Regions from separate parts of the Mus musculus genome. Here all the other regions are linked to region 3. Evidence: chromatin loops called from intact Hi-C (ENCODE). Cell type or tissue: left cerebral cortex. All regions are shown on one strand. Each heading gives the region's core, and the rest is flanking DNA. Links, peaks and the distances in the headings are about the cores only.

The links. A loop is a pair of places that touch in the nucleus more often than their neighbours do. Peaks named below come from ENCODE experiments on the same cell type or tissue, not always from the same donor. Only the 100,000 strongest peaks of a DNase experiment are listed, where the experiment ranks them.
Region 1: a loop joins it to region 3, with 3 times the contacts of the local background. A loop is called at or near these places in 18 of 42 quality-filtered maps.
Region 2: a loop joins it to region 3, with 4 times the contacts of the local background. A loop is called at or near these places in 12 of 42 quality-filtered maps.
Region 4: a loop joins it to region 3, with 4 times the contacts of the local background. A loop is called at or near these places in 15 of 42 quality-filtered maps.
Region 5: a loop joins it to region 3, with 3 times the contacts of the local background. A loop is called at or near these places in 18 of 42 quality-filtered maps.

The regions. Positions count from the first base shown.
Region 1 is chr10:75,259,917-75,266,165 of GRCm38, forward strand. It overlaps Specc1l (sperm antigen with calponin homology and coiled-coil domains 1-like), which reads left to right. Exons shown (of 16, transcript NM_153406.3): 8 at 1,878-2,041; 9 at 3,363-3,454. Among named protein-coding and RNA genes, the nearest start is that of Specc1l, 51 kb to the left of the region's middle. In left cerebral cortex, for the core only: no CTCF peak of the experiment used is centred there; no DNase peak of the experiment used is centred there.
Region 2 is chr10:75,274,872-75,281,120 of GRCm38, forward strand. It overlaps Specc1l (sperm antigen with calponin homology and coiled-coil domains 1-like), which reads left to right. Exons shown (of 16, transcript NM_153406.3): 12 at 1,900-2,056; 13 at 4,988-5,090. Among named protein-coding and RNA genes, the nearest start is that of Adora2a, 39 kb to the right of the region's middle. In left cerebral cortex, for the core only: a CTCF peak has its summit at 2,790 (motif pointing right); DNase peaks (open chromatin) are centred at 1,809 and 2,819.
Region 3 is chr10:75,480,900-75,487,148 of GRCm38, forward strand. No RefSeq gene overlaps it. Among named protein-coding and RNA genes, the nearest start is that of Gucd1, 33 kb to the right of the region's middle. In left cerebral cortex, for the core only: no CTCF peak of the experiment used is centred there; DNase peaks (open chromatin) are centred at 3,762 and 5,698.
Region 4 is chr10:75,244,772-75,251,020 of GRCm38, forward strand. Specc1l (sperm antigen with calponin homology and coiled-coil domains 1-like) reads left to right here. Exons shown (of 16, transcript NM_153406.3): 4 at 308-1,941; 5 at 3,666-3,873. Among named protein-coding and RNA genes, the nearest start is that of Specc1l, 36 kb to the left of the region's middle. In left cerebral cortex, for the core only: no CTCF peak of the experiment used is centred there; no DNase peak of the experiment used is centred there.
Region 5 is chr10:75,252,080-75,258,328 of GRCm38, forward strand. Specc1l (sperm antigen with calponin homology and coiled-coil domains 1-like) reads left to right here. Exons shown (of 16, transcript NM_153406.3): 6 at 5,789-5,862. Among named protein-coding and RNA genes, the nearest start is that of Specc1l, 43 kb to the left of the region's middle. In left cerebral cortex, for the core only: a CTCF peak has its summit at 3,204 (motif pointing right); a DNase peak (open chromatin) is centred at 3,212.

The sequences.
Region 1 (6,249 bases), core at 405-5,404, 220 kb before region 3:
TGGAAGTGGTTAAGAGTACTTCCTGCTTTTCCAAAAGATCTGAGTTTAGTTCCAGCAGCTCAGGACTACCTGTAACTCCAGCTCCAGGGAACATGTTGCTCCCTTCTGGCCTCTGCAGGCCCCACACACTATTAAATGATGAGAGAGCCATCTTGTACTGTGCTGTTGTCGTCAGAGTGATGGAACTTTCCCAGGCTCCTTGCACTTAGTCTTCATAATAATACTAACCGGAAGTTGATGGTTTGCACTGATTTTTGCATTGATAGTGAAGAACAAAGGTAAACTTGGTGACCCAGGGCCTTCGTATCAAAGTCAAGCTCATTATAACATGTGCTAACTTTTTGTTTTTTTTCTAGTGCAAAACTGCCTAACAAAACATGGGTTTCACTTAAAATACCCTTGTTGAAAGGTTTACCAGATCCCAGCCCTGGAGTGCCCTGTTTCTAACCTTCCATGTGATAAGTGGAAGTGTGAGCCGGCACTTCCGCTTTAAACCCTGTGTCCAGGTATGAGGTGGCTGAGGCGAGCACCGTGCTGGCTTCAGTCTGAGCTACTTTCTCCTAGTAAGTGATGTGGTCCTGTCCATTAAGGGGACAGCTGCTGGTATTTGCTGATGACGAAAAGTCGGTCTTAAAAGGAGCCTGAGACAGGGTCTCTCTGTATGTAACCTGGCTGTTTTGGAGCTCACTATACAGACCAGGCTGGCCTTGCATTCACAGAGCTCTACCTCTGCCTCCACAGTGCTAAGATTAAAGGCATGTACTACCTCACCTGGCTAAATGCATTCTTTTCAAAATGTAATGGGCTAGAGAGATGGCTTAGCGGTTAAGAACACCGATTGCTTTACTGTAGATCTTGAGTTCAATTCCCAGCAACCACATGGTGGCTCACAACCATCTGTAATGGGCTCCTATGCCCTCTTCTGGAGTGTCTGAAGATAGCTACAGTGTACTCACATAAAATAAAATTTTAAAACAGAATGTAAGAAAAAAAAGTTTCTTTTAAAGAAAAAAAAAAGGGGGGGGGATGGAGAGATGCCTCAGCTGTTAAGAGCACTGACTGCTCTTCCAGAGGTCCTGAGTTCAAATCTCAGCAACCACATGGTGGTTCACAACCTTCTGTAATGGCATCTGATGCCCTCTTCTGGTGTGTTTGAAGAAAGTAATAGTATACTTACATACATGAAATAAATAAATCTTTTTTTTTAACATAAGACACATTATTCTTAACAGTTTTTGAATTTGGAAAATAAAGTTTTTTTTTTATAAAATATTTTTACTGTCTTTCAAACAGTGTCTCATTAAGACAGTAAAATGTTTTATGGCCTTAACTGACTCCATGAGCTTTCCGAGCCCGTTGGAGGCATTCTCTGGAGATACAGTAGTTTACCTCTTCTTAGGAAGATGGGACTTCTGGTCTTACTCCTTTGTGTGTCTCTGTGAAGCAGTGTTTAGCTGGATCCAGCATAGATGATCTCTGCTAGTGAATTCCCTCATGCCTGAGAAGGGCTGCGCCTTACTGGCAGCACAGAACCAGAGATTCCCAGTTGCGTCCGGCTGAGGCCGGTCTGCCTCCTGACTGACTGCTAATTGATTACTGTTGTCCTCACCTGACACTTAATGCAGATGGAATTTGATGGCTATTTAACTTGCTTAGGATCACCTGATAGGAACATTTCAGTATCATTTCCTGCTGTCTACCAGGCAAATAATATTAGGTCAGGCAATTGTGTTCAACTGGTACAATTAAAAAAGCTAAAAAACAAAAGGCAAAAGCAAAAACCAAACCCTAATAACTTTTAATGCTTTTCAGTCAGAAATTTTTAAATGGGCATTTTCTCATACATGCCATGCCTTTCTTTATTTTCCTGTTTTTAGGCAAGAGGAAGAGCGTGGCCGGGTGTATAACTACATGAATGCTGTTGAAAGAGATTTGGCAGCCTTGAGGCAAGGGATGGGACTGAGTAGAAGGTCCTCCACTTCCTCAGAACCAACTCCCACAGTAAAAACCCTCATCAAGTCTTTCGACAGTGCATCTCAAGGTAACTTGATTATGTGTGTGTGGATTGCAAGGCTTATGGTTCTGCTCACATGATGTATCCTCCTTGTCTAGTTCGGTATTCTATATCACCGTACGCCGTACGCTCTGAGTTTCATCAGGTTGACTATGGTATCATACAGTGCCATATAGCATCACTTAGTATCGCATGGTATCATGAGTTAAGGTCCATTCTGCAGCGTTCAGAATGTACCTCAGTTTAGAAATCCTGGTCTCAGCAGTTTGCCTTACTTCCCAGGCCACCCAGTAACTTTTCTCCCTAGGTGGGTCATACTCATTCCTGTGACTTCTTGTATCTTCTTTATGTGCAGACTTCTGGATACATAACGTTAGCTCCCAACCTTCCTCTGAATTCCTCAATCCTGTATACCCAGGTACCTTGTTGACACTGACACTTGAGCATCCTTATGCCAGACCAGATCTCATTCTCTGCTTCTTCTCTTCATTGTTCCCCATCTCTATTGTCAATAGAGTTCTACCCAGTTACTGAGACCAGAAACCTAGGAACCTAAGCTAACGTCTTTTCCTCACTGTTGAGCCTCCCCCATGAGCTTCCTTGTTCTCTTCTCTTTCCTCATCTCTAGAGTCAAAGACAAGAGTTCAAGGCACCTTCGACTATTAATTTCAGTAAATTTGGAATTAGTCTCATCTTTTGCCTTTGAGAGAGTTTTTCTTGTCTAAAATCCTGGATAATTGGAATGAAGTTCAGATCAAAGTTCTGTAACCTCAGGCTCCTCTTCTGTACACTGCAAGCTAGACTCTTGATGATCTAGCTCTTCCAGCGTGAACCCTGAAGATATATCTGCAATCTGTCATAAAAGCTGTATACTGTCTCTGTTTATATGTCTTTCGCTGTCTCTCTGTCTCTGTTTGTGTGTGTGTGTTTGTGTATTCATATTGGTTATTGAGATAGGGCCCTACTACGCGGCCCAGGTTGACCTAGATAGAGTAGTTTCAACTTGTGATCCCTCTGCCTCTGCCTCTGAAGTACTGAGGTTATAGGTGTTTGCTACCTTGCTGCCTCTTAGTTTCTTATAGAAATAGTGATGCTAGGGCTGGAACCTAGGGCCTCATGCGTGCTATAATGCTGTTCCACCGAGCTTTGCCCCGTCCTCTCGTTTTCTTTCTATCTTAGAGTTCATTGCCTTATGTAGTATTTTAGCCAAACATTGTGATTAAATAGCAGAAGTGAAGTGCTGGCCTAGAGCAGCAACCATTCGTCTGGTTGAAGAAATTCCTGTGCAGGACACATTCCTGTACCATGCTGTGTCTATCCTTAAATTTCCCATTTGCTCTTTTCCTAGTACCAAACGCTGCTGCAGCTGCGATCCCTCGAACACCTCTGAGTCCAAGTCCCATGAAAACCCCTCCTGCAGCTGCCGTTTCTCCCATGCAGGTAAGAGCCTAGGATCATTGAAGGTGCAGACAGCTTTAAATATGCATGTTAGATCCTCTTTCAGTCATGCACATGTCTCAGGTGGACAGATGACTGCCTCAGAGGGATGTTTGTTAGATTTGCTTGGTAAAATACCATGAGTATGCTTCATTGAGGCAAATTACAAATGTAAATTGTGATGCTGTTTTGGAAGCTTTGATCTCTCTAAGTCTGTAGGTGGCACATTTTATCTTTTGCTGTCCAATAGACCATTTGGCTGGAGAGATGGCTCATGGATCTCAGAGAGGACCTATGATCAGTTCCCAGCACTCATTGGGAGACCTCACACAATACCCTATGACTTGAGCTCCTTGGGCGTATCTGACCCTTTTCTGGGCCTCCTTGGCACGCCTGAATGCAAGCACACATATCTACACACTTGCACATACACAGCCCAGAGCTAAATGTCAGTCTACTCAAGGCATGGATTGAGAGAAGTGCTGTTCGTTGAAGGCCATTTGTCACAGTCAAGCTCAAAGATATGAATGCTGATCCATTATAAAGAACTTTGAGAATTGCTATTCTTTGCCATTGTTGGAGTGCACCCAGGAGCAGGGCAGAGGGCTGTTCTCTGTAGTACTCCAGAGACCATCTTGTTATGCTGTTTTCTCAGCCACTTTCAGAATATGGCTGAAGCAAAATACTTTAACATGGGTGAGAGTAGCTGAACTAGTGTTTTGTAAATACGGGTAGCAGTGGCTTACTCCCTAAAGTTAGGCCTTGGGACATTTTCTTTTTTAATTGACACTTCATGATTGGCCCTGTGATTTGTGAGTGGACTTTTAAACTCTCACAGTCTAAGATAGATGCAGCCTCTCAGCCAGTGGCTTGCATTTCATGTTTATACAAGATGTCTTCTTCATTCTAAAGGAAGGCAAGGAAGCTCCGTGTTTTGCCTGTTGATTTAATGCTTTTTAGATGTTCTTTATTAATCAGATTTGAAATCTAAAGGTACAGAGCAACATGCCAAGTAAGACAGGCCTCAAATAAGATGAATAATGTGTAGCTTCTGTTTCTTTGTTTGTTTTTTCAGACATGGTTTTTCTGTGTAGTGCTGGCTATACTATAGACCAGGCTGCCTTGAACTCAACAGAGATCTGCCTGCCTCTGCCTCCCAAGTGCTAGAATTTGAGGCATTTACCATTACTGCCTGAATAGGTTTTTTTAAAAACTTCATGGACAGGAATTCTTGTTATGTGGTTACAACAAGAGTTGTCTCAAACACAAATGGAAAGCTGGGTAAAATGTAGGAAGCCATTGTTTTCAGACATTGCACTGCTGTGGTTCCTGAAAAACAATACTGACAGATGAGGGAAGTCCTGCTGGGGCTCTCTTTTTCCTGGAGGCAGTTTCTAGGTTGTGGTTTAGGGAGGACGATTCAACTTGGAACAGAAAAGGATACACCAGTTAGATCTGAGGCTACAAAGCAACATTCAAGGAAAATGAAGTTGCTAGACTCTTCAGGGCATAGCTGCCTTTCCTGATTGGAGTGAAGCCCTATATGGCCTGGCAGGAGGACTTTTCAGACAGATGCTTTCTGTAGTTTATACAGCGTAGGGAATCCTGTGATTGCATATCAGCCACTATGAAGAACCTCCTTGAACAGATAAGGAGATAAAGTATATCTAGCTAGCTCTCGAGTGCTTGATAGCCTAGGTCTGCCCAAAAGACTGTAAAAGTAACTTCCAAAAGGATTAGGAGAGCTATAAATAACTGTCGTGGGCAGTCTGTAACTCCCAGTGAGTCAGGTACTGGTAGGCATTGTTTGTGTGCTCTGCTCTTGTTGAGTGTTGGCTGGCTGACTCCATGGTTTGTTTCTAATGAATAGAGTATAGCAGCAGTAACATAATGGCACTTCCCAGAGAAGGTTATAAAGTTGGCTTCTGTTGAGAGTGCTCCTCTTAAATTCACTCTTCTTGCTACTTAGATTCACCCACTCTGAGGAAACCCTCTGTAGTTGCCACATTGTGAGCTTGTTTGTGCCAAGGACCATTGAGTAATCTTAGAATTGGCTCTGAGCCTCATCAACAACCGCTGCTGACAAACTTGAAATCTGGAGATTTCCCCTATACCTTACCTCCAATCTATCTTTGTGATAACTGATAGCTAGATTTGCCTGCTCACTGAAGACCTGGAGCTGGAGTTAACTAGCTAAGCTTTTGATCCAGAGAAATCATGAGATCATAAGTGTTTATTCTTTAAAGTCACTGTAAAATATTGGGGTATTTTGTCATACAGTGTACATAATTAATATAGTAGGTTATTTCTGCTAGTTACGACTGCCAGAAGAACAACAGTCTTACAATTTTTAAATAGAATCCAATAAAATAAGATGTAGTTTTATATTTATATAGAAATGCAAAAGGATTTGAATATGTGAAAACATTTGGAGGATTTAGAGTACTTGATTTCAACATTTACAGCATGACATTAACAGTATGTTTCATTCAAGAGAGATCAGAGAGTGGATAGAGGCCTGGGATAGATGAGCTGACTTCAGCACAACTGTCAGGGTTATTTAGTATGAGGGTAGAGAAAGTGTATGACATACTGAGTTTGACCAGTAGGCTCAAATGATGGCACTGTACATAAAGCTTATAGACAGGAACAGTAGTGAAAATATTTGTATTCTTTGAGCATGAGAAGGCTTCTTATTTAGGACACACACACGAACAAATGAGTCATTAAACAACTGATATTTGGGTGTCAGGATTTTTAAAATTTGCCCTAAACACATGGCAAATAAGCAAAGGCAT
Region 2 (6,249 bases), core at 826-5,825, 210 kb before region 3:
TTTCCTTCCTCCTCCCTTTCAGCAGTGCTTGCTGCACTTGGAGGGGTGTGTTTTCTTTAGTTGTGGGACTGGGCAGGGCTGGGTAGATGCGCATACTGCTTTGGTTTTGAGTTGTGTTTGGGTAGTCCTCACTGTGTACCAGGTAGACACTGTGAATGTTACATATTAATAAGGCACTTGTTCACCTAAGATTTGATATGCTCTGTATTTCCACTACCAATCTTTCACAGATTTTAGACTCTTTACTTTTTTATGATAATGTCTCATTCAGTAGTCCAGGCTAACCTCATGTTCATAGTAGGCCTCCTGCCTCAGTTTGAAAGTACAGGAATTGTGGACATAAATCACTGCTGCCAGCTGCATGGGTGTTCTGAGTGAAAACTAACCCAGTCATGAGTGGGTTCAAGGAGTAGCTCTTCCTCTCACAGGAGTCTTTAGGAGTCTTGAGAAGAAATTCTCAAGCTCACACTAAAACAATTTAAAGCATGTATATTACTCTATACTTTTAAAACATATGCAGTTGTAATTGTCAACATATATACTACATTTAAAAAATTATTTGACAAAGCATTTCTTTTCTCTAACAAAACAATCTAGGTGTCAAAAATAAAATAACTCTTGTCTTAGTCAGGGTTTCTATTCCTGCACAAACATCATGACCAAGAATCAAGTTGGGGAGGAAAGGGTTTATTCGGCTTACACTTCCATGCTGCTGTTCATCACCAAAGGAAGTCAGGACTGGAACTCAAGCAGGTCAGAAAGCAGGAGCTGATGCAGAAGCCATGGAGGGATGTTCCTTACTGGCTTGCTTCCCCTGGCTTGCTCAGCCTGCTCTCTTATAGAACCAAGACTACCAGCCCAGAGATGGCACCACCCACAAGGGGCCTTTCCCCCTTGATCACTAATTGAGAAAATGCCTTACAGCTCAATCTCATGGAGGCATTTCCTCAACTGAAGCTCCTTTCTCTGTGATAACCGCAACTTGTGTCAAGTTGACACAAAACCAGCCAGTACAACTCTCAATCTAAGACATTTTATCCCTAGAATTTTCAAACCTGCTTTAATTGAAATAGATTTTCTACTATGAATTCAGATTATAATTTCTTCTCCTTCAACTTTTCCAGACTCTCCCCACTTCCCCACCCTCCCAAATTCACACTCTTTTTTTTCTGTCTCATTAGAGAACAAACAGGCACTACAACTACTACTGTAAAACAAAGCTAGCTGGAATAGAACAAAACAAATATGGAAGGGGGAGAAGAGCCAAGAAACATATAAACACATGTAGGATCTGAGACACACAAATTCTTATACACAGAAATCTTTCCTTAAAAAAGAATATGCATTGTATTTGTTCATAGTACTTGGTACCATGTCACATAGGACTTTTGTACAAGTATAAAAAGTTGATCATATCTCCATCTTCTTCCCACCCCTTTCTTCACTTCTCTGTGTTCCCCTACACAGTTGCTTTTTCATATGTATTTACATGATTTTATGACCTGTATAGCATCCAGGAGCCACAAGTGAGAGGAAACATATTTGTCTTTGTGAGATTGACTGAGTTCGTGTAAACAGTATAAAATATTGGGAGATGGTCTCATTAGAGTGCACGTCCCTTTCCCTACAGTGATGAAAGTTTGTTCTTTTTGGCATGGAGAAAAAAATCCACTGTGTGCACATGCACAGTTGCTTTGTCCCATCCTCTGTTGTGAATCCTAGCTTGCTTCCATGACTCAGCTCTTGTGAATAGTGCTGCAGTCCACATTGAGGAACCAGTTCCTCTATGATGCCTTGATTTGGATAGATGGGAGTTCTAATTTTAGTTTTGGGTGAAACCTCCATAGTGAGTTGCACAGCAGTTGGACTAGTTTATATTCCACGACGACTTTCTCACAGTGTCTCGACGGAGTAGTGAAGAAATGAAACGGGACATCTCTGCATCTGAGGGCGCGTCACCAGCCTCTCTCATGGCTATGGGCACCACGTCACCACAGCTCTCCCTCTCTTCCTCTCCCACTGCATCTGTCACTCCAAGCACCCGGAGCCGAATAAGGTAGGAAACATGTTCTGTGTACTGTCCCTAGCCTTTGAGAGTGAAGGGCCTGCTTACAAGTCAGTGCTGACTGTCCCCCTTTCTCTTTTCCTGTTACTCAGTGTTGACTTTTGTTTTGTTTGAAACTAGAAATGGCTCAGTAAGTGTAGATGAGACATCTTAAGTCTGAAAACTCAAGTGCATGCCTTTTGAGTAGCAACATTAAAGCTTGAACATTTCAGACTTTGTGTTTTCAAATTAGAGATATTCTACTGGTAAATTCTATGCAGATACTTCAAGATCAGGTACTTGCTTTTGGGGAGAGTGTTGCTCAGCAACACACACACACAGTTTAGATGGGAAAAAAAATCAGGAATTTATCATACATTGTAGGAATGAGGAAAAACTTTTGACAGGTAAAAGATTAAGAATAGGAGGACTAGAAAGGGTTTCAGAAACGTCACTGCATGTTAATTTCTAGGTTTTAAGGATAAAGTGTAGCACTTGACCATTCAAACTCAAATTATGAACTTTAAAAAAAGATTATTGCAGAGACAGGATCTTACTGCCTTGAACTTTAGATTCTTCTACCTTAGCTTCCCAGGTATTGAGATTATAGGTTTACATCACATGCCTGTTATATGAACATACTTTTCGTTATATTTGTTTATTTTTTAATTGTCTTTATTTTCATTTTATGTGTATGTTTTTCCTAAATGTATATCTGTGAACCATGTGCATGCAGTGCTCCCAGAAACCAGAAGAGGGCATTGGATTCCCTGGGCTATTGAGTGGTTGGTGAGAATCAATCCAACTTGGGTCCTTGGGAAGAACAGCTGATGCTCTTAACCTCTGAGCCATCCCTCCAGCTCCATGAGCTAACTTTTAAAGCTGTACCTCTTGTGTGACCAACCTCTGAGGAGTGTATACCCATACACTCATTTATGTAGTGAGTATGTAGCAGTACATTTTATGCATAAATAGACAGTGCAGGGCCACAGCAGCTTGGCCATTTTGCCATGCCAAAGACTTGCTAGGCGCAGTGGACCACATATGTACTCTTAGGACTCAGGAAGATGAGGCAGAAAGGTGAACTCAGGAGTTTGAGCCCAGCCTGGGACACAGTGAGCTTTTATCTTAAAAACTCAGGGTATACAGTTTAGCACATACTTAATATTTTTTTAGAAGTGATATATGGGTTTTTGTTTTGTTTTGTTTTGTTTTGGCAATGGTGGAGATTGAACCTAGGCATAGTCTAGGCTGGCTGGCTTCCTTCCCCCAACCCCTTTGTGATGTTTGAATATGCTTGGCCCAGGGAGTGGCACTGTTAGGAGGTGTGGTCTTGTTGGAAGTGGTGTGTCACTGTGGGGGTGGGCTTTGAGACCCTCCTCCTGACTGCCTGGAAGTCAGTCTTCTCTCAGTTTTCTGTGGAGCAAGATGTACAACTCTCAGCTCCTTCTCCAGCTCCAGGCCTGCCTGGTTGCTTTTTTGCTCCCACCATGATGGTAATGGACTGAACCTCAGAATTTACAAGCCAGCCTCAGTTAAATGTCCTTTACAAGAATTGTCGTGGCCATGGTATCTCTTCACAGTAATAGAAATCTTAACTAATATGCTATATATTTATCTATTTTGAGGCAAGGAACTTTCACCAAAGCCTAGACAGGTCTTGAACTTGAAGTCTTCCTGCTCTCACCTCAGAAATGATGGGGAATGGTGGGATTACAGGCCTGCCCCCCCCAGGCTAGTCTGGTGGGAATGGTGGGATTACAGGCCTGCCCCCCCCCAGGCTAGTCTGGTGGGAATGGTGGGATTACAGGCCTGCCTCCCCCCCCAGGCTAGTCTGGTGGGAATGGTGGGATTACAGGCCTGCCCCCCCCCCCAGGCTAGTCTGGTGGGAATGGTGGGATTACAGGCCTGCCCCCCCCAGGCTAGTCTGGTGGGAATGGTGGGATTACAGGCCTGCCTCCCCCCCCAGGCTAGTCTGGTGGGAATGGTGGGATTACAGGCCTGCCCCCCCCCCCCCCCGGGCTAGTCTTGGGCTTGTAATAGTTTTGCTTTTGGTGTGTTGTTGCTGTTGTTGTTTTGAGACAGGGTCTCATGAATTTTATATGTACTAGGGTAGTGTAGAACTTTACAGAACTCTCCTACCTCTGCCTTCTGCGTGCCTTCACATATAGTATAATATGTGTTTTAAGTGTTTATTGCTGTCTCTTTTTTCCTCTGTATCTTAAAACATAAAGTAAAATTATTTTTACTATATGATATTTTATGTATGGATATTTTGCCTGAATATATATCTATGCACTGCATGCACATGTGGTATCTACAGAGGCTAGAGGAAGGTGTTGGGTTCCCTGGAACTGGAGTTACAGACCATTATGAGCTGCCATGCCAGTGCTCAGCATTGAACCTGGGTCCTCTGGAAGAGCAGTGTGTGCTCCTAACCACTGAGCCATCTCCAGCCCTATTGTCATGTCTTCTCTGTCTCATTTGCCTAATTTTGGGCTCTTCAACTCACAAAACCCTGTCCTTTATAGTTACAGCGAATAATGTTGAAATTGATTAAGGACATAAGGAGATGAAAGGGTAGAAATAAACTAAAGCATGTTGTAGAGTTAAGCAGGGTATTGAATAAAAGGCCCAGAGCAGTTTATATGTTGCCATATTGTGTTGAGCACCCTGGAGTACAGCCTATTACTCAAGAGTGCTCTCGTACAGAATGTTGCCATGTGGATGAGCAGTAGAGTTCAACCGTTAGCCTTGACAGCTGTAGGTCTATGGGACCACAGACTGAAGACTGACAGTGACATTAAATAAAAAGCTGTGTCATAGAATAAAATGGCCAAAGTTTTGTGCATTTTTCTGTTTAATTAAAATGCAGAGAAGTGCTTGTGATCTTATCATAGGACTCAAATATTTCAACTTGGGTTCCTTATTTTCACAAATTAGGGAAGAAAGGAAAGACCCCCTCTCAGCATTGGCAAGAGAATATGGAGGCTCCAAGAGGAACGCCTTGTTGAAGTGGTGTCAGAAGAAAACAGAAGGCTATCAGGTAAGCGAGGGGTTCTCTCATTCCACGGAAGCAGTAACTGCACAAGTGCCACCTACCCCGACTGACTGTGTACCTTACATTCACATGGTTCTATTTGGTTGGTTGTTTTCAAGACGGGCTTTCTCTGTATCCCTGGCTGTCCTAGAGCACACTTGTAGACTAGGCTAGCCTTTAACTCAAAGATCCGCCTGTCTCTACCTCCTGAGGGCTTAATCTAAAGGCTTGTGCCACTACCGCCTGGCTAAAATGATTTTTATATTGAATTTTAGGAACACATTCTCAAGTTGATAGTGAACTTGGTTGAGTGTCCCTGGGACAAAATAAGTTTCTTGTGTTTGAAAAGTAACCAGTTTCCAGGTGCTTTTAATGAACACCTTTAAAAGTCTTGCTTATTTCATGTTTGTGAATGCGCCTGTGGAGGCCAGAGGGCCGCTTCAGACAGTGCCTTTCTCCTTCCACAGAAAGGTGCAGGGTTCTAGTTCACGCAGTCTGTCAGCTTGTGCTGCAGGCACCACACCCACTGAAGAATCTCAGCCTTTCCAGCTTAAGTGCTTCTGTGGAGATGACGTCTGGCTAAATACTGAAAACATACATGCTCCTCTTAAGAGAGTTCAATATTAGGTTCATCTCTGTTCTCACAGCCTTTGCCATTCCTGTTGGCATACCTGCCACTCCTTCCTCTGTCTTCCAGCATGTCACTCAGGATTTATTTTAGATGATGTTAAATATGACTGTAAAGATGATTTAATTCTACACAAGTTGAATGTATTTATTATCATCCTGCTAAAAAATGCAATTTATATTCCCGGTATCCTCACATAAGATTTGAGGTACAGAGATTTTTTCCAGATTGCAATAGATTTTCCTCAGAAATTTATAGAAGTACACAAGAAGGTGATCAGAGTTCTGTATTCCTGGGCTCATAACAACAAAATGGCCAAAAAAGTACTAACAAAAAGAAATACCAAAGTAGTAGAGGAAGCAGTGAACAAGGTCTATCATTAAGAGACTTCCTATGGACAAATGTGTACACGACCCAGGCAGTGATTGTCAGTTCATTTAGGATTAAAGACCCAAGTGTATGCAGATGTAAGGCGGCAGTAGTCACTGAGCATCGACTAGTGGGCTGCCTGTTCCTAGCTCTCATTAGCTAAGGTGG
Region 3 (6,249 bases), core at 780-5,779:
TGGGTTGCACAGACTCTAGTGGCTGCAACAGTTTATTGGCAACACAGAGGGGCGAAGGCACTGCAGTGAGGGGAGCTCAGTGCAAAACATGCAAAAGATGGGGAGCCCTTAGTGGGAGAAGTCGGGGTGGGGTGGGGTGGACAAGACCTGGGGGCTCAGTTGTATTATATCCCAGCCCTTAAATAAATACTATACATAAGCTAGGGGCTCGGGCAGGGCAGCAGGACCTGGGGTCTCCCAAGGGGTCACAGGTCTGAGCAGCACTTGCTATAGTGGTCGAACTGGTTCTTTCAGTGCTCCATGTAGGAGCTCCAGCTGTAGAACTCGGTCTTCCACTGGCGCCCTGCCCCACCAGGGTCTCTGCAAGAGTGGGAGGAGGAAACGGAACAGGAAGGATAGTAAAGGTCGGTGGTGAGTGCACCCGCATACACGCATCGCCAGGACCAACGGGGTGGTGGAAATGGAACAGTGGATGATCGGAGAATGAAGATAGAGGCGGAGAAGTGTAGCAGGAAGGAAAGGAAGAGAAAAATCACCCGAAGATGGAGGGGAGGGACAGGATCAGAATGGTTGGTGGGGAAAAGAGAGGAGATACAGAAATGGTTGGCGATTATAAGGCCCATTAGCCCCGGATCCTTCTCCCTTCAACGCAGGGGCTCAAGCTCCAAAGTATAATTTTTACACAAACAAAACAAAACAACAACAAAAAAGTCACCCAGGTGGTACTGGTTTTGAAGGCATGAAGGGGTCATGCAGAGCAGCTGACTTTGGGCACTGTGAGAGGCCAGGAGAGGCCATTGGTGAGGTGCAGCCTCAGCAGTAGTTGGAAGACCCAGGACTAAAGGGGTCATGGAGAGAAGTTGACGTTTGGCACCTTGAAGAGAACCCATGAGAGACTATTGGTGAAAGTGTAGCCCAGTTGCAACAGAAGATCCCCACCAGCATTTTGGAGATGCCAGGACCATGGAATGACCATCAGGAACAGCAGCAGCAGTGGAGTGGAGCCAGCTGTAGCCTAGAAGACAATCTGCGTGTGCTGCAGACGGCAGAGCTGGAGAAGTGACTCAAGCTCTTTGGGAAAGCCCAGAAGATTGTGAGTGAATTCCTGATATCAGACATTGTGTCGTTTACACATTGAGAGTCTGCTTTGCTTTGGTTGTGATTATCTGTGCCCCAATCCTTCCCTCTTGAAGTGAGAAAGCATTCGGTTTATTTTTGCTTTTACGGAAGGTCCCAGTCAAGAGACTTTACATTTTGAAAAGACTTTGGATTGGTTATTTCAAAGAGACTGAATTGTTTGAATTCTTCAAGATTGATTTTTAAAGTTATTTATATTGTTTTATATGAGGTTGTGGGGGTGACCAAGAAAGGGAAGGTTGGCTTTTAGCAGTGACTTGTGTGTCAAGCTGACAAGGGGTCAGTTGGGCTGGCTAACTTTATGTCAGCTTGACACAAGTTAAAGTCATCCGATGGCAGGGAGCCTCACTTGAGAAAATGCCTCCATAAAATCTGGCTGTAGGCAAGCCTGTTGGGAATTTTCTAAACTAGCCATTAATGTGTGAAGCCAGCCCATTGCGTGTAATGCCATCCCTGGGCTGGTGGCCCTGGGTTCTATAAGAGCAGGCTGAGCCAGGCACAGGGAGCAAACAGTTACAGGGTAAGCAGCACTCGTTCTCCCCAACGCCCATGAAGGGTTGGTGTGCTCACTGCTATAAAGCAGACAGGAACAGTTTCAAGGACAGGAACCAACCTTGGCAAAAGCGCTTTCTTTTTTTTTTTTAAGATTTATTTATTTATTACATGTAAGTACACTGTAGTTGTCTTTAGACACACCGGAAGAGGGCATCAGATCCCATTACAGATAATTATGAGCCACCACATGGTTGCTGGGATTTGAACTCAGGACCTTCAGAAGAACAGTCAGTGCTCTTAACCATTGAACCACCTCTCTAGCCTGGCAAAAATGCTTTCTATCTGAATTATCATAAAAATGTTTAAGTAAAAAGAAGAAGGAAAGGAGCGGAGGGGCCACGGTAGTTTCGGAGTAAGGAGATCATTCACGGTTCATGTCAGACATTCAGTCTTGGCTCCGGTGTAACTAAGTGGAAACAGGATCACTATCATACAACAGGTTCGATGCAGCTCACTGTGTGCACCTGTTCCAAGTCCCTAATGCTTCCAACTCAATTTCTTCCCAGCCTGTTGGGCCTGATGATGGAGGAGCACGTAGTCTTCTCTTTGATCCAGTCTGTTACACAGCTGGCGTGTCTGTATCTGTGGGCTAAACAAGACAGCTGAGATCTGCCAGGGGCCAATAAAATCAAACAACTGACTGATATCAGGTGCCATGGAAGGGGCGCTGGGATTTGTTCTCTTCAGATGTTCTGCATATGTTTTACAAACACCTTCCATGCCCTCACAGACTCCTAGTCAGCGCCAAGTCCTGCCTGCTGGCCTCTCAGTAGGCTGTACCAGCAAAATGGTGTGAGACATCATGCGCCAAGTGCTTTCCTGCAGCCACCACTAACTCCTGCCTCCAGGTTCCTGCCATATTTGAGTTCTGGCCCTGACTTCTCCTATGGTGAACATCACTATGAAAGTGTAAGCCGAAAAACCCCTTTCCTCCCCAACTTACTTGGGTCATGGTGTTCCTTGATGCAATAGTAACTCTAAGACGGTAACAATGAGCTCTGAGAGGAAGACCAGAGCCATCAGGGGATATGCAGCATGGTGCCCACTTAGATAGCAAGCAGTGAGCAGAAAAGATTTATTTTCAGTGTCAGAGAATGCTAGGAAAGTGTCTCACACCCCAGGACGAGGACGGCCTTTAGTTTTCTTTGGTTTGGTCGATGCCAGTTCTCAGGTGATGAGGCAGAATGGTGGGCATTTGAAGCAGAGAGACAAACTCTCTATAAATGCCCAAGAGACTAAATTGAACTTGATTTCTCAAGAAGTACAATTGTTCAGCATGTGATGATCCTGGCCTAGGGGTGGTCAGCAAATTGAGAAACGTCTATAGGGCTATAGGTTCTCTGGGAGTGAAATGTTTCTAAGTCCCAGCTAGAGGCAGGGTAGGACAGTAACTCTATCTTTTCCCTGGGATTAGCCCTTAGCTCCCCGCATACAGCACTGGGTGTTAGGTTTTGGATGGGGTGGGTGGTTCAACAGGACAGTAACATGGATTACTAGAGGCTAAGAAATTAGCGTCATTAACAGCGTGAGCAGACAGACAGCCATCAGCATCGCTGGGGCTCCAAAGAGAGATAGCATGACTGAGTCCCTGAAGAGAAGCAGAGGATGAGGAAGGTTCACAGCCTGGCTTTCTGAGAGGACACGGAGGATGGGGTGGAGAGCAGAGTGCGGTACCCCTCAGAGTGGTGGCACTAGCAAGAGGGCTAGCCTGGGAATCACAGCATCCCAGTGGGCTGTCTGTTGGTATCCGTGGGAGGAACAGCAAGCAAGGATGGATTCTAACATTCAATTCCTACAAATTCATGGAGGATGTCTGCAGCAGAAGTGCTCTGTGCTCCTGATGCCCAGGTTCTGTCTCAGAGGGGTGGGGAGGCCATGGGAGGAAATCTGATTCCGCCTCTTGTGGCCCGCACTGGTCTCTCTCTCTTCATGAATTTTTCTCTGATCTTTTGCAAATGTCTTATGTGAAATGTATTTTTATCTTCCCTTGAAGCCAAAAAAAAGAAATGTGTCTCCTGCTGTGTGTGGTCAGAGCTCTGACTCTGTGTGTGTGTGAAAATGACAAATGGTTTCTTGCTGGAATATTCTAAGAAAGCCGGTGGTGATTTAGTGATAATACACTACACTTCTGGCCATGGGTTTGACTTCCTATGCACAACACCTTCCTGTCGAATTGCAAGGACCATGTTCTTGGTAGTTGGATCCCGGGTACCTGTTTAATTCTGGAAAGTGCCATCCACAGCACGTCTCTGTAAAAGTCCCGTTCTTAAACATTTGTCAGCTGGGTTTTTAGCAGCTGAGAGGAAAAGAGGAAGCCAGGCCCCATTTCCTTTCTCCCTCTCCTTGCCCTGTGAAACCTCCTGAGGATTAGGCTCGAGTAAACACGCACTACTTCCTAGTTCAAGCCAGGTGCCCACTGATGGAAGATTCCAGGGCATTTTGCTCCCAGCTGCTCCATGTTTAAAGTGGTCATTGCTTCAGCCATCTCGAATCTTAATACCTTTTCTTCTCAGACTAGAGATACCCAGTGCTGAGAGGCCCACTGTCTTAGTTAGGGTTTCCATTGCTGTGAGAACACACCATGGCCAAGGCAAGTCTTGTAAAGGCCATTTAATTGGGGCTGGCTTGCAGGTTCAGAGGTTCAGTCCATTATCATCAAGGTGGGAACATGACAGGCAACATCTAGGCAGGCATGGTGTGGGAGGAGATGAGAGTTCTACATCTCCATCTTAATCTGAGGGCTGCTAGCAGAATTGTGGCTTCCAGGCAGCTAGGATGAGGGTCTTAAAGCCCACATCCACAGTGACACACCATCCCTTACGCGCATGCACATATGCATACATGCACACAACCATGCATTCCACACGTCCTCCGGTCTGGCCCAAGGAGAGAAAGAGATCGTATGTTCAAGCTGAATGTTTTGCTAAAGCCCTTTGGAAAGCTCTTCTTTCTGCTGTCCTTGCTTTCAAGTGGCTGGCTTCTTCCATTCGTTTAGTTTTGGTTTTCAAGACAGGGATTCTCTGTTGTCCTGGAACTCCCTCTGTAGACCAGGCTGGCCTGGAACTCAGAGATCCAACAGCCTCTGCTTTCTTGAGTGCTGGGATTAAAGACATGTGCCACCAATGCCGTAGGCATTCTTAACAACTGAACTACCTCTCAGGTCCCTACAGGTCTCGTTTCTAATTCCTCTCCCCTACAGATGGGTTCCATGAACTACTCGTGTTTTATGTAACTCTGTTCTTACTGTCTCTGTTTCCATTGGCTTTGTGTGGTATTTGTTTGTTCTGCTTTTTGAGACAGAATTTTGCCTATGTAGCACAGGTTGGCCTAGAACTCACTATGTAGTTCAAGCTGGTTTTGAACTCCTAAAACTTCCAAGTACTGATCTCTATGATTCACACTAATTATCTGTTAAACTGTTATCATAGCATCTATCAGTCATTAGTTTCCTACTAAGCCTTTCTGATTTGGGGCAATGTCAGGAACCCAATGATTTAGTTATTTGAGGCAAGCTGTTATTTCCACAGGCAGGCCCAGCCTCCGAAACTGTGGGTACCTAGTGTCTCCCTGCTCCAGGATTTTAAACCCAAGTCTTGCCTTGCCTGTCACACTCCTTGCTGGCTTCCTAAAGCCCGCCCATCGCTGGCCTGCTGAACATTAAGCAAGCCCTTGCTGACTGCCCACTGAGTGCAGACACCGTGCTCCCTTTAACTCAGTGGTTCAAAATCTATGGGCCGTGACCCTCTTGGGGCCAGACAACCCTTTTAAAGGAGTTGCCTAAGACCATCGGAAAACACAGACATTTACATTAAGATTCTTAACATTCTTAGAATTACAGTTATGAAGTAGCAACAAAATAATTTTATGGTTGTGGGTCACCACAACACGAGGAACTGTATTAAAGGGTCGCAGCATTGGGAAGTCTGAGAACCACTTCAAGTGTAATTGCTTGGGTTTCTTGCTGCTCTTGGTCTGGCTGGGTGATCTGGAAAGACTGTTCTGGTGCTGCCACCTAGAGGTTGGTCTTTGCATTGCACATTAATGCACAGGAACACATTTCCTTCCATCTTCTTCTGGAGAAAGGTATGACCGAGAACTTTCCTGTTGGTGGGACTCATCATCCTCCATTCCACCTACTTCCTCTGGGGAGGGTCTGCTCCACAGTCTGTGCCTGCTCTCTGGGCACCTAGGAAGGGAGCAATGACTCTCCTCTGTGTCCTTGAAGGATGTACTGTGGGAGTCTGTGGCTGGGATGTGGATCCTTCATGGGTGGCCACCTTGTTCCCTAAATATGGGGATCAGATAGGAATAAGTCTTGTCTCTCTGCCTCATCAGAACTTGTATGAAGGAAAGTTGTCCTGGGACTCAGAAGCCCAAGAACCACCCAAAGACAAGGTAATCCAATGGAAGGGTATCCTAAGACACGGAAGCCCAGAATCCACACAGCTCTGACAGGATATCTCCCCAGCAGAGGCATTGCAGCTCCCAGGGGAGGGGATCTCCAGCTGAGCTGAGGCGTTCAGGAGTCTCAACCCTGCTCCACTTCTTCCCTTCTTC
Region 4 (6,249 bases), core at 792-5,791, 240 kb before region 3:
TCTTAACAGCCTATTGAGATATAGTTTATGTCCATAAAATTTACCTTGTGATGTTTAAAAGTAGATGTAAGGTTTCTAATCATTGCTTACTAAAAGATGATGTCCGGGTTTCAAGGTGATGGACTTTGCAGATGACCTGTTGCAGGTCAGATGATCCCTGGTCTGAAGGCGATGGACTTTGCAGATGACCAGTTGCAGGTCTTTCTCAGGATTGTGCCCAGCTTTCATCTCAGTAGCGCCAGGTTCGGAACACGTGCACTTTTGTTGCTAATAATTTTATCTTAAATTCTTTGTTTTAAACATGTAGGCACTAGTTCCTCAGCCAAACGGAGTACTTCGGCTGGTAATAAAGAGTCCAGTTCTACTAGAGAAAGATTACGTGAACGCACCCGGCTAAACCAGAGCAAAAAACTGCCCTCTGTAAGTCAGGGAGCTAATGATGTGGCACTGGCTAAACGTTCACGCAGCCGCACTGCTGCAGAGGGTGATATTCGTATGAGCAAGTCTAAGTCGGACAATCAGATCAGTGACAAAGCTGCTTTGGAAGCCAAGGTGAAAGATCTCCTCACACTGGCGAAAACCAAGGATGTGGAAATTTTACATTTGAGAAATGAACTCCGAGACATGCGTGCTCAGCTGGGCATTAGTGAGGACCATTGTGAAGGTGAGGACAGGTCTGAGGTGAAGGAAACTATTATTGCTCACCAGCCTACTGACGTGGAGTCTACTCTCCTGCAGCTGCAGGAGCAGAATACAGCCATCCGCGAGGAGCTCAACCAGCTGAAGAATGAAAACAGAATGCTAAAGGACAGGCTCAATGCTTTGGGCTTTTCCCTAGAGCAAAGGCTGGACAATTCTGAAAAACTATTTGGCTATCAGTCCCTGAGCCCAGAAATCACCCCTGGTAACCAGAGTGACGGAGGAGGAACTCTGACATCTTCGGTAGAAGGTTCTGCTCCTGGGTCGGTGGAAGATCTCCTGAGTCAGGATGAAAATACACTCATGGACCATCAGCACAGTAACTCCATGGACAACCTGGACAGTGAGTGCAGCGAGGTGTACCAGCCCCTCACTTCCAGCGATGATGCTCTGGACGCCCCCTCCTCTTCAGAGTCAGAGGGCGTGCCAAGCATTGAGCGCTCTCGGAAGGGGAGCAGTGGGAATGCCAGTGAGGTGTCCGTCGCTTGCCTGACAGAACGGATTCACCAGATGGAAGAGAACCAGCACAGCACCAGTGAGGAGCTTCAGGCCACTCTACAGGAGCTGGCTGATCTCCAGCAGATTACCCAGGAGCTCAACAGTGAGAACGAAAGGCTGGGAGAGGAGAAGGTCATTCTGATGGAGTCGCTGTGTCAGCAGAGTGATAAGTTGGAACACTTTGGCCGGCAGATTGAGTATTTCCGTTCCCTTCTTGATGAGCATCACATTTCCTATGTCATAGATGAAGACGTAAAGAGCGGGCGCTATATGGAACTAGAGCAGCGCTACATGGATTTGGCTGAGAATGCCCGTTTTGAGCGAGAGCAGCTTCTAGGTGTGCAGCAGCATTTAAGCAACACTTTGAAGATGGCAGAACAAGATAACAAAGAAGCTCAAGAAATGATAGGTGCCCTCAAAGAGCGCAGCCACCACATGGAGCGGATTATTGAGTCTGAGCAGAAGGGCAAAGCGGCCCTGGCAGCCACATTGGAGGAGTACAAAGCTACTGTGGCCAGTGACCAGATAGAGATGAATCGCTTGAAGGCCCAGCTGGAGAACGAAAAGCAGAAGGTGGCTGAGTTGTATTCTATCCATAACTCTGGAGACAAGTCCGATATCCAGGATCTCCTGGAGAGTGTCAGGCTGGACAAGGAAAAGGCGGAGACTTTGGCCAGTAGCCTGCAGGAAGATCTGGCTCATACCCGAAATGATGCCAATCGGTTACAGGACACCATTGCTAAGGTATTGCCCACGTAAACACGTTCTTGTTTAGTTTATACAGCTGCCATGTGGAGAACCTGAAGTGTGACGTTGCCTTTTAAAAAAACTCCTTCTCAAGTTTTAAAACGCACTACCTTACGTGAGTAAGACTTTCCTTACAGTACTGTCATTGTCAGCCGCTCCTCTTCTGTCATCTTCTTTTCAGAGGGGCTGGAGGGGCTGGGAACCATGCAGCCAGACTTCCTTCTGAGCAGTAGATAGCTTTACATCCTCGTCTCTAATGTACTGGGGCATAAGGCAGGTGCTGAGTCAGGATCTCAGTTTTCCAGGATTGGCAATGTCTGCTGCCTTTTGCCCTGGTGTAGTTTTTCAAATAGCATTTTATTGTGAGTTCATTCTACTTTTAGAGTAGAGTTGCTCCTGTTTCTTGGAGGTACAGGATTTATTGCTGGCAAAGAGCTTAGAGATGATTCTTCTAGTCCCTCATCTCACAGATGTTCAGTGTACTTACTAGTAAAGACTCAGTCAGAATGGCTGGCTAGGTTGCTAGTGTTGTTCTATATCCTGAGTGATTTTTGAAGTGAATGTTTTTGTACAAATTATCTATTTTTTCCACCCACCTTTTTAAAATGTGTATGTGTTAATTTATGGTACATGCGTGTGCACCCACAGAGGCACGGAGGATGTTGGATCCCTTGAAGCTGGAGTTGCAGGCTGTTGTTGAGACCCTTGATGTGGATGCTGGGAACTGAACTGGGCTTGTCCAGAAGAGCAGGGGTGCTCTTGACTGCTGAGTATTTCTCTGCCCGAGTGTGGGGAAGTTTTAAAGGGAAAGGTTTTATTACATCAGTTGTTAAACTTTGAATAACTTAACTTATTTTTTATGTATTTTAATGATCCCTTTTTAAAAAAACTTATTTCATGTTTGTTTCAGGTGGGGGAGGGAATATGAAAGCATGTGTATTGGGGGTGCATTAGTCAGGACAACTTGTGGGAGTTGGTTTCTCCTATCATGGGAAACTTCAAGGATAGGACTCAGCTCATTAATTTTGGCAGCCAACGTCTTTACCTCTGGAGCCATCTTGCCAGTCTGTTAGTGATCACTTTTAGAGATGTAATTCAGGAGATACATGTTGAGGGGCACTGTGAACTAGTACTTTGATAAAGACTACTTGAAATGAAAGTGTTCTGTTTGTATGTGCTTATTGTGTCTACGTGTGTGTGTACTATGAATCACGCGAGGAGATTGGAGGATGACTTGGAGGCTGTTCTCTCCTTCCTCCAGGAAGGTTCTGGGAATTGAACTCAGGCCCCCTGGCTTGGCAGCAAGCACCCTTCCCTGCTGAGCCATCTTGTTAGCCTTAAATGTTTTTCTGGTTTCATATTTGATTTCATTTTTTTTCTATTATAAATACTGCACTTTTATAAGTGAGGGTAGCATGCTAATCACTCATCAAATGCACAACTTAAGTCCAAATGTTGGAGAAGAGAAAACGTCCCCCAGGTGGCTCATAGATAACCTGGGGAAGTTCAGTGATGCATCAGTTGACTTTAGTCAGTGAGGCTTTGGGCTTGTGCTCAGACAAACCAAATGCAAACCTCGTGCAGTTGTAGTGCTGGTCCCCAGCGTGGCTAGGTTGTCAGTCAGTCTGTCCGTAGCTGCTCGCACCTCACTTCCATATCTAACGGTAAGTACTTTGGTTGTAGAGTTTATCCCCAAACAAGTCTCCTTTTAACTTCTTTAGGTAGAAGATGAATACCGAGCTTTCCAGGAAGAGGCCAAGAAGCAGATTGAAGATTTGAATATGACATTAGAAAAACTAAGATCAGAGTTGGAGGAAAAGGACACGGAGAGGAGTGACATGAAGGAAACCATCTTTGAACTTGAAGATGAGGTGGAGCAGCACCGCGCCGTGAAGCTGCATGACAACCTCATTATCTCTGATCTAGAGAGTAAGTAAGGCAGTGAGTGAGAGCGACCTCGTGCGCAGGCGCTCAGGCTTTGCCCACCCCACCTCTGCGTGCTGGTGCTCCGTGGTGAAAATAGCAGTTCTGACTAGCACACAGTATGGACACAGTAGCACGCTGACCTACCGAAAGACACTTTGACAGAGGTGTGCTTCACACCTTAGTGAGGAAACTCTGGGTCAACTATGTTGTGTTCTCAGATGTTCCATAGAAGCATTATTTGAACATTGTATCTAATTAATGAGAATCTCTGAAATGAAAAGGCTAACAGTCAGTTATTTTCCAGACCATAAGAAAAGCCATTAATTTATTTTTAGTGATTGCAAGTGAACAGAGTTGGAAAAAATAAAATAAAATAGGTTAATCTTGTAGCATACTGATCATGGAACACAGGTTTTTGTGTTTTTAAATTTATTTGATTTTTCTTATTATTCTGAGAATTTTGTGTCATGGTAGAATGAAACCTGCATTTTAAAGTTTCATTGTACATTGAATGAATTGATTTTTAAACTTTAAAATTTTTTTGTATTTGTAAGAAAGTTGAGCAATCAGATTTTTATATGAACCTAATCTATTTTCTCAAGAATTGTTTATTGATTACAGGACAGAAAAGAAACAGCAACTCCTTATGCAGTAGGGAAAGCTGAGCAGTGTTTGGGTTTTCATGTGGGTCATAGAGGCATGCGGTACTGGGCATAGCACAAGTGAGGGCTGCTCTGACTCAGGCACGTGCCAGCCACAGGGAAACAGACCGACAGCATGAGCATGCGCTGGTAGCAGAGGTGTGGAGGGGCTGCAGCCCTAAAGACATCAGTGTTGCAAAAGAGAAAGGCTATAGAAAGGTCCCAGATAAAAGAAGACTCAGGAGACAAGATAATTAGATGTAATGCCCATGTCTAGACAGGCCCATTACTACAGGGGAAAATGATATAAAGGCATTAATCAAACACCGAGTTGTGGCTAAGAGATTAAAGATATGCTAATAATACATTTAGGAAGTTGATAATTACACTATGTTTACATAAAATATCACTGTTCTTAGAAACCACACACTGAGTTTTTCAGGTGAAGGGCTGTGATTACTATACCCCCAAGGAGTTCTGGGAAGAAATTAGGCTGATGGGTAGATATAGAAACGAGCTATGACAGCTGATAGGACAAGTGAGTTGTATTCCTGCTGCCTTTTGTGCGATGCTGGAGATGAAGCTCAGGACCTTGTCCATGTAAATTTCACATTCTTACCACTGAACTACATCCTCACTTTTATATGCCTTTATATTACAGACCTAGAGATAGATTGATTGGAGTAGGCATGTCTGATGCATTAAAGTTTTTCAGACAATGGGTGTATGCAACACTCCTTCCGACACTCTCAGTTCATCATTTCTTGACAAAGCAATTATCATATTGGGCCTATCACTAGGCTGATGGGGACATTGAAGATACTTGAAGAAGAGCAGGTCAGGTGCGGGAAATGTTCAGGATAGAACTTGGGAATTCTAAGTTCTGGTTAGCTGATTGTGAATCTGGATTGACCAAGGTTTTGTTGAACATTCTGGGGCCCCTATTAAAATAGTCAGTGGTGGGACTGAATTTTTTTTTAAAGAAGATGGTGTTGTTGTGACTGCCATGAAATTTCTCATCCACAACTTAATCCTTCAGGGTGGTCTTAGTGTCTCATCTGTGGTCCAATGCTTAATTGACAGAGTTCTAAGCTGTCTTCAGCCGCTATAATAAGGTCTTGTTTCAGAGTCAAAAACCAAACAATAAGAACTTTCAGCACTTATATTTAGAGTTTTAAAAAATATATAACATTTTAAATTTTTACACACACACACACACACACACACACACACACACACACACACACACACATCTGTATGTGGACTAGATGTTCAAGAAGCCCAGAGGAGGGTGTCAGAGCCCCTGGGAGCTGGAGATTAGGTGGTTGTGAGCAGTCTGACATGGGTGCTGGGGACCAAGCTAGGTTCTTCTGGAAGAACAGCAAGCAATCTGAACTGCGGAGCCATCTCTCTGACCCTGGATTTAGTATACATTTTTTATTTGTGAGAATTTATTTAATTCTGCTTTTTTATTATACATTTTAAAGTATTTATTAGCACATATTAATTTTGCATGACAGTGTTTCGCTTAGACACTTTGATATGCAGGTATATTTTGACCATGATCACATTACCCTGTTGTCTACCTCCTGCTTCTCCCTTCCTCTTCTCAGCTAGTGTGTGCACTTGTGAGTTCTGCTAGGGTTACTTACAGGAATGTGGGTGGATTTTTTTTTTTTTAATTTGGGCTATTTATAGGCATATAGTTGAGTCACCTGTAGTTATCCTACTGATGAGA
Region 5 (6,249 bases), core at 785-5,784, 230 kb before region 3:
TTATAATTTCAATAGTAGTCGCTCCTCAGTCACCCCAAGATAAATTCCTGACCTTGGAATTGGTATGTAGGACTTTACAACCACTCCTGAGCTCAAGTATGTGGAGGAGAAGACAGATTGAAGGGACAAGTGGGAAACTGCAGAGAAATAAAAACTACAAAGCAGAACAAGTGTAAACGCCTTAGCATTTAAGGTAGAAAGGTGCCATGTAAACTCAGAACTTCGGTTCAGAACACGGCTTCAGACCCCCACGCCCTTCCTTTCCGTAAAAGAAGACTAGGGATGAAGTGTGAAGCCTCAGTGGTGCTAATGCTGAGAGTGCGAGTGGATGAGTAATTCTGAGTAACTTGTGAAGTGTAGAAAGCATAGTCAGAGGTGGGGGGAGTAAATCAGAACAGAAAAGCCTGCTGTCCAGGAGAACAGTGAGGCTCAGAGGAATGATGTTCCCAGCAGGCTCTGCGTGGAAGGGATCATGTTACCAGAACTGCCCGCTCAGGACTGGCCACTGGACTGAGGTCCCCCACGTACCTGTCTGCTTTGCTTATTTGCCTCTGAGCTCAGATTCTTGTGGATAAAGGAGTAGAATTGGATGCCAGGGTTCTTTGAATGACCTTGGTGTCAGAAAGGGAAGTGGATTGTGTCTCCAGAATGGTAGGCTACCGTGTGGTCTGGGAGAGAGAACCACATGGAGGGAAAAGTAAGTTAGACCCCGCTGTGAATTGGACACCCCTCCCAGCACTGGCTAGGGTCCAGTCCTCCTGTTAATGTGGCATTGCAGAGCCTTTACTAGTTGCTGTTCCAGAGAAGCCTGTGGGTGAACAGTGACACCTGCAGTTGCGGAGTGATGTCCCCGAGTTGAGTCTGGGGAGCTGGCTCAGTGGGTAAGAACTTACTCTGTAAATACGAGGTCCTGAATTTGAACCCCAGAAAAGAAAACAGAAAACTGGACATGGCTATGCATGCTTGAGAGAGCAGATTGGCTGGCCAGCCTAACTGAAGTAGCAAGCTTTGGTTCTGGGAGCGACCCTGTCTCAAGGGAATAAGAGAAAGGGCACACACACACACACACACACACACACACACACACACACGTTTTCATATTAAAAGTATATAAATAGGCAAATCAGAAAAAGTCAGATACTTGGCATGGAAAAGAAATAAAAAGAAAACAATGCCAGTATTCATTAAACATATGTGAAAGAATTAAAAGATTGATAGCAAGCAAGAAGAAGGAAGAATATTCTTATGTGCCATTAAGAAGAGTATGATTGCTGCATCTTTCTAAGGATGTTGATACAAAATTTTATTAAAAGAGTCAGCAGTTCACTTCAAGGAACCTGTCCTTAGTAACAGCATTGTAGGATTATAGATGTGCATATGGGCTTGTCGCAGAACTGCTTGTCACCACAAAACTTGGAAATAGTCTGTTATATTTTTTAAAGATATATTTTATTTTATGTGTATGAGGTTTGTGAGTGTGTGTGTGTGTATGTGTGTAAGTGCACTGTGTGTATCTTGTGCCCTGAGAGTTCGTAAAGGGGTGCAGAATCCCCTGGAACTGAGTTATGGATGGTTCTCAGCTGCCATGTTGGTTCTGGGAACAGGACCTGGATCCTCTGCAAGAGCATCCACTGCTCTTAACTAACTGCTAACCCATCTCTCTAGTCCCACAATCTACACTTTCAATAATTGTAATCTAGTACATAGCTTGTGTACACAGTGTGAGTTCCCGTTTTCATTGCCATTATGCCAGTGAGGATGGAATGGACAGAGCTCAGTACACTGGCTAGAAGATGAAATAAGCCAGCTGCAGTGCATGTCTGTACTTTAGAACCACTTAAAGCTTCAAATGTAACATGACATGAGAATGGCAGCCAGATACAGTGATCCTTTAAAATGCTGACTTCATTGTGCTGTTAAACCATAAGTGAACTGATAACCTTTCAAAACAAACAAACAAACAGACAGACAACCCAAGAAACTTAACAGTGTTCTTGAGGTATACCCTTCTAGTGTACACTGAATTAGCTTAGGTTGGTACTTGCAAAGGACCCTTCATCATTTCTACCTTTGGAACTTTCCTCCACATAATATCTGAACAGTTGTGTAATGACTTCGCTGTATTTTAAAGTTGGAAATTATGTTAAGTCTGTTAAAAGGAGATTTTGAAAACAAATTCTGATATGTTACTTTAATAAATTACTCTGGGGCCATCTAGATCCTACTACACATCTGGATTTACTGATAATGGAGTCCATTATTTGCTGCAGGCTTATGAAACAGTACAAATATAATCTCATTGTGCTTAATAAAGAAAAAAACCAGGCAGATGTGGTAGTGTATCTCTAGTCCCATGTAGTATGTTGCCGAGGTAGGAAGGATGTCTTGAGCCTCTGCAGGAATTTAAGGCTTGCCTGGGCAACACAGCAAGACCAAGTTCAAACAAAAACCCAAACCAAATGGTACACACTCACAAATCTAGAAGGATGTAAGTCAAATGCAAATCAAGGCAACCTTACTTCCTTACAACTTCTATCTTCATTGTTTTATTGTGAACATGTCTTACTTTTAGAATTAAGAAAAAAGTTATAGCCACATTTTTTGGAGAATGGGAGAATAAAGATTTGGACAAAATTAAAAAATAAAGTAAAACTCTATAGTTCATTTGAAAACCATTTGTATTTTCTCCCAGGTTCTGTACACATTGCCCATCTCTTGTGACAGATTATTTACTCTTGACTTTTCCTTTGCTCTGAAAATAATATTTAATTCATTTTCTGGGAAATGCTGGACCAGATGGAAGCAGCTGATGGTAGTACCCAGAGAGCTTTTGGGCTACAGGGATCTGGGTGAGTTTATTAAGTCTGCAAGAGGACCATAGCCAGAGCCTGAGCCCATGGTAACTGCCCAGTAATGTCTGCATGATTGTGGGCATATGAGAGCTAGCATGGCTTTCTCTTGGTTTGTCAGGGATAGGTCATTGGAAGAGAGACAGTTAAGAAGCCCATTACTAAGCAAGAAGGGCAGTTTCCAGAACTATTCAGAGGAAAGTTAGATGGAATAATAATGCAAGTGCAGTTTGTCAGATTTCTAGAATAAAAATAGTTCTGTAAAAAAAAAAAAAAATGGAGGTTTAATCTGTAATTTAAAAGCAAGGAGATAATAGTTCTTGTTTGTGATAGGATTTGAATTGAAGACAGTAGGTGGCAGTGTCGCTCACATAGGGAAACTGGAGAGGAAAGCAGCTCATTTGAAGATTCCTGAGTTGAGGTGATACTTCCTCCTTGTGTGGCCATAGGCTGTGCTAGTAGCAGTAGTCTTTACCAAAAACCCAAAGACCTTAGAAACCCCTCCAATCTCAGGAGAAGTGTGTTGCCATTTCTTAACTTTCTGTCTCAGAGGAAAAGTACGGCCGTGATCATAAAGTTGAAATCACGGCCCTAAAGACCTGCCTAGTACAATTTATGCTGTTTAAATATGTCCCTGTCTGCCAGCTTTCCTTTTATGTAAAAAGGAGTAATGACAGGCACTAATTCGTGTGCACACCAGTAGCAACACATGTTCTTGTTAAGAGGAGAGGTTGTGTGCCTTCTGTGGACATGAATGTGGAGGTTGATGGAGAAGAGACCAGAAGAACAAAGAGAGCTGAAGAAATTAGAATTTTATAACCAGTCTAAGATGGCCAGTGCAGTTAAATGTGCCACAAATCCCGGCACTTGGGAGGCAGAGGCAGGTGGATTTCTGAGTTTGAGGCAGGCCTGGTCTACAGAGTGAGTTCCAGGACAGCCAGGGTGATGCAGAGGAACCCTGTCTCGAAAAACAAACAAACAAAACAAAAAACAAACAAAAGTGCTACAAAGACTAAGATGCCATGGCCTAACAGCAAGTCCTAACACAATTGGCAGTCTGAGGAATTATGTCTTCCTTTACAAGTATGTATATATATGAATGAGAATATGAGTGAATGAGTGTTTTACCTGTGTGTGTATGTTTCTCAGATACCCTGGGGCTAGAGTTGTAGACAGTTGTTAGGTGCCGTGTGGGTATTGAGAATTGAACCTGGGCAGGTGAATTGTTGTGACTTTAAGGCCAACCTAGACTGTGTAGCAAGTTGCAGGCCACCAAGGGCTAAATGCATGTTGTATCAAAACAAAATAACAAAAACTCTTATACATGAGTAGACTGAATGTAAAGAAAAAGTGGAATTTCTAGTGTTCTCAGTTTTTGTCCTCATTCTTTGTATTTGAATGTCTGAACCCAGCCATGCCTGAGCTGACAAGGAGCCAGACCCACTGACTTCAGGGTTCCCCTGTTTGTGTTAGCAGAGAACAGGGCCATAGACTCGTCCTCTCATTGTGTGGACTTGCCTTTCGGACTGGGTGGTCTGTCCAGCTTAAGGGAGGCTTCTCACAGGGCAGCCTCCGAAGTTGGAGAGAAGTCACTCTGCTTCCCTCGCTCAACTTGCTTTTGGCACTGTGTCCAGTGGAGACATTAACTGCTGGCTGCTAGAATTAGACATCTATCTTGTTTTATCTCATTTTATCCAACATTCGAAAATATTATTGCTTCTAATAATAGTTTGTACTAATATCTTATAACTGAAGTTACTTTGTATCATTTTTAATATATCATGAGCTCATGAGAGAAGTGTTTGTCATGCGAGCCTGAGTTTAGTCCTGGAACCCATAGCGGAAGAGAAGAACCAACTTTGATGGTGTCCTCTGACCTCTTTACCTGTGCTCACTTAAGTGTACAATCAAGTAATCTCTCTCCCTCTCTCTTTCTCTCCTCTCTTTCTGTTTTACACACACACACAAATTGACTTTTAAAAAGCCGAATGTAGTGATCCACACTTTTAATCCCAGCATTGGGAGGCAGGTGGGTGGATCTCTGTGAGATCAAGACCAGGCTGACCTACATAGTGAGTTCCAGGACAGCTAGAGCTACATAGTGAGCAGAATGAGATCTTGTCTCAAAAACAAACAAAAGGGTTAAAAAATATGTATCATGACCCAGGATATGTTCAGTGGTTGAAAACCTATGTGTAGCATATGAGGTCCTGAATTTGAGAGTGATTTTCATTTTATGTATTTGTGGGAGAAGAGAAAGACTATGTTTGAGAATGGAGAGAACTATAGCATCAATAGGCAAAATCTTAGTACAGGATTATTTCCATACATAACTGCCTTTCCTGGTGCAGAACTGAGAAGTGATTTATTCCTGAGCTGTGAGAGTAATGAGTGTGACCGATGTCCAGCAGAGCAGTTACAACGTGATATGTTCCTGAGGCATTTCTCAGAACTTCTTACAAGCAGAGAATGTAATTTCCTATTGTATTTAGTGCTACTATTCCATAGATTAATTGGCAGCTCTCTGGATATTACAATCAATGTTAAAAATAATTTTACTGATTTCATGTTTCTGGAATTTATTCCAGTGTGAAAGGGGAGTTATGCTTGCACGGTTTAGAGTGATAACTTCTGTGATTAAAAGTTGACAATTTAATAGCAGTCAATGCTGTTTTGGTTGGCGTTGTGCCAATAATATGTATGTTTCCAACAATTGCTTCCAGTTTACTTAGGAAATGATGCAGAAACTGTAGTCTTGGATTGAATATTCTTTTCATGCTTTTAAGTTTTGTGATGAAAGTAAACAAGTTTCTGCATAGGGAAACGATTTAGATGATCATATTTTTATCACCTCTTTTTATGTCATTTCTTTTGAACATTTAAGATCATTAAGAACTTTAGGTTTAAAAAGAAATATTTAATCTTTGTGGTCTTTTCAGATACAGTTAAGAAACTCCAAGACCAAAAGCATGACATGGAAAGAGAAATCAAGACACTTCACAGGAGACTTCGGGTAGGATGAATCTTCATGTGCTGTCTCACTAGAAAACATGGTATTCTGACATTTGTACTGTTACTTTAGACTGTAGATAGGGTAGGATATCAGCCACACTGGACTGAAAGCAAGTGCCATTATTTTAAATTGGGACTGGCACTGCTTTTAAAGTAGGAGAATGTACTGGTAGTTATTTATGGAAAGATGTGTTTTAAAAATAAAGTTTATTAACTTTTGATTTTAAAATCACAGAGCAGGCTGTTTGTATGTGGGGTTTCTGTGTTCTCTGAGTTGGGTTGGCTGCCAGCATCCATGCTGCTAAGATGTGCAGGGACAGTGCTAATCATGGACCCTGAGTCCTGACCCAGTTGTTGGAGCTGCGGGTACCAGAAAATTGCTTTGAGA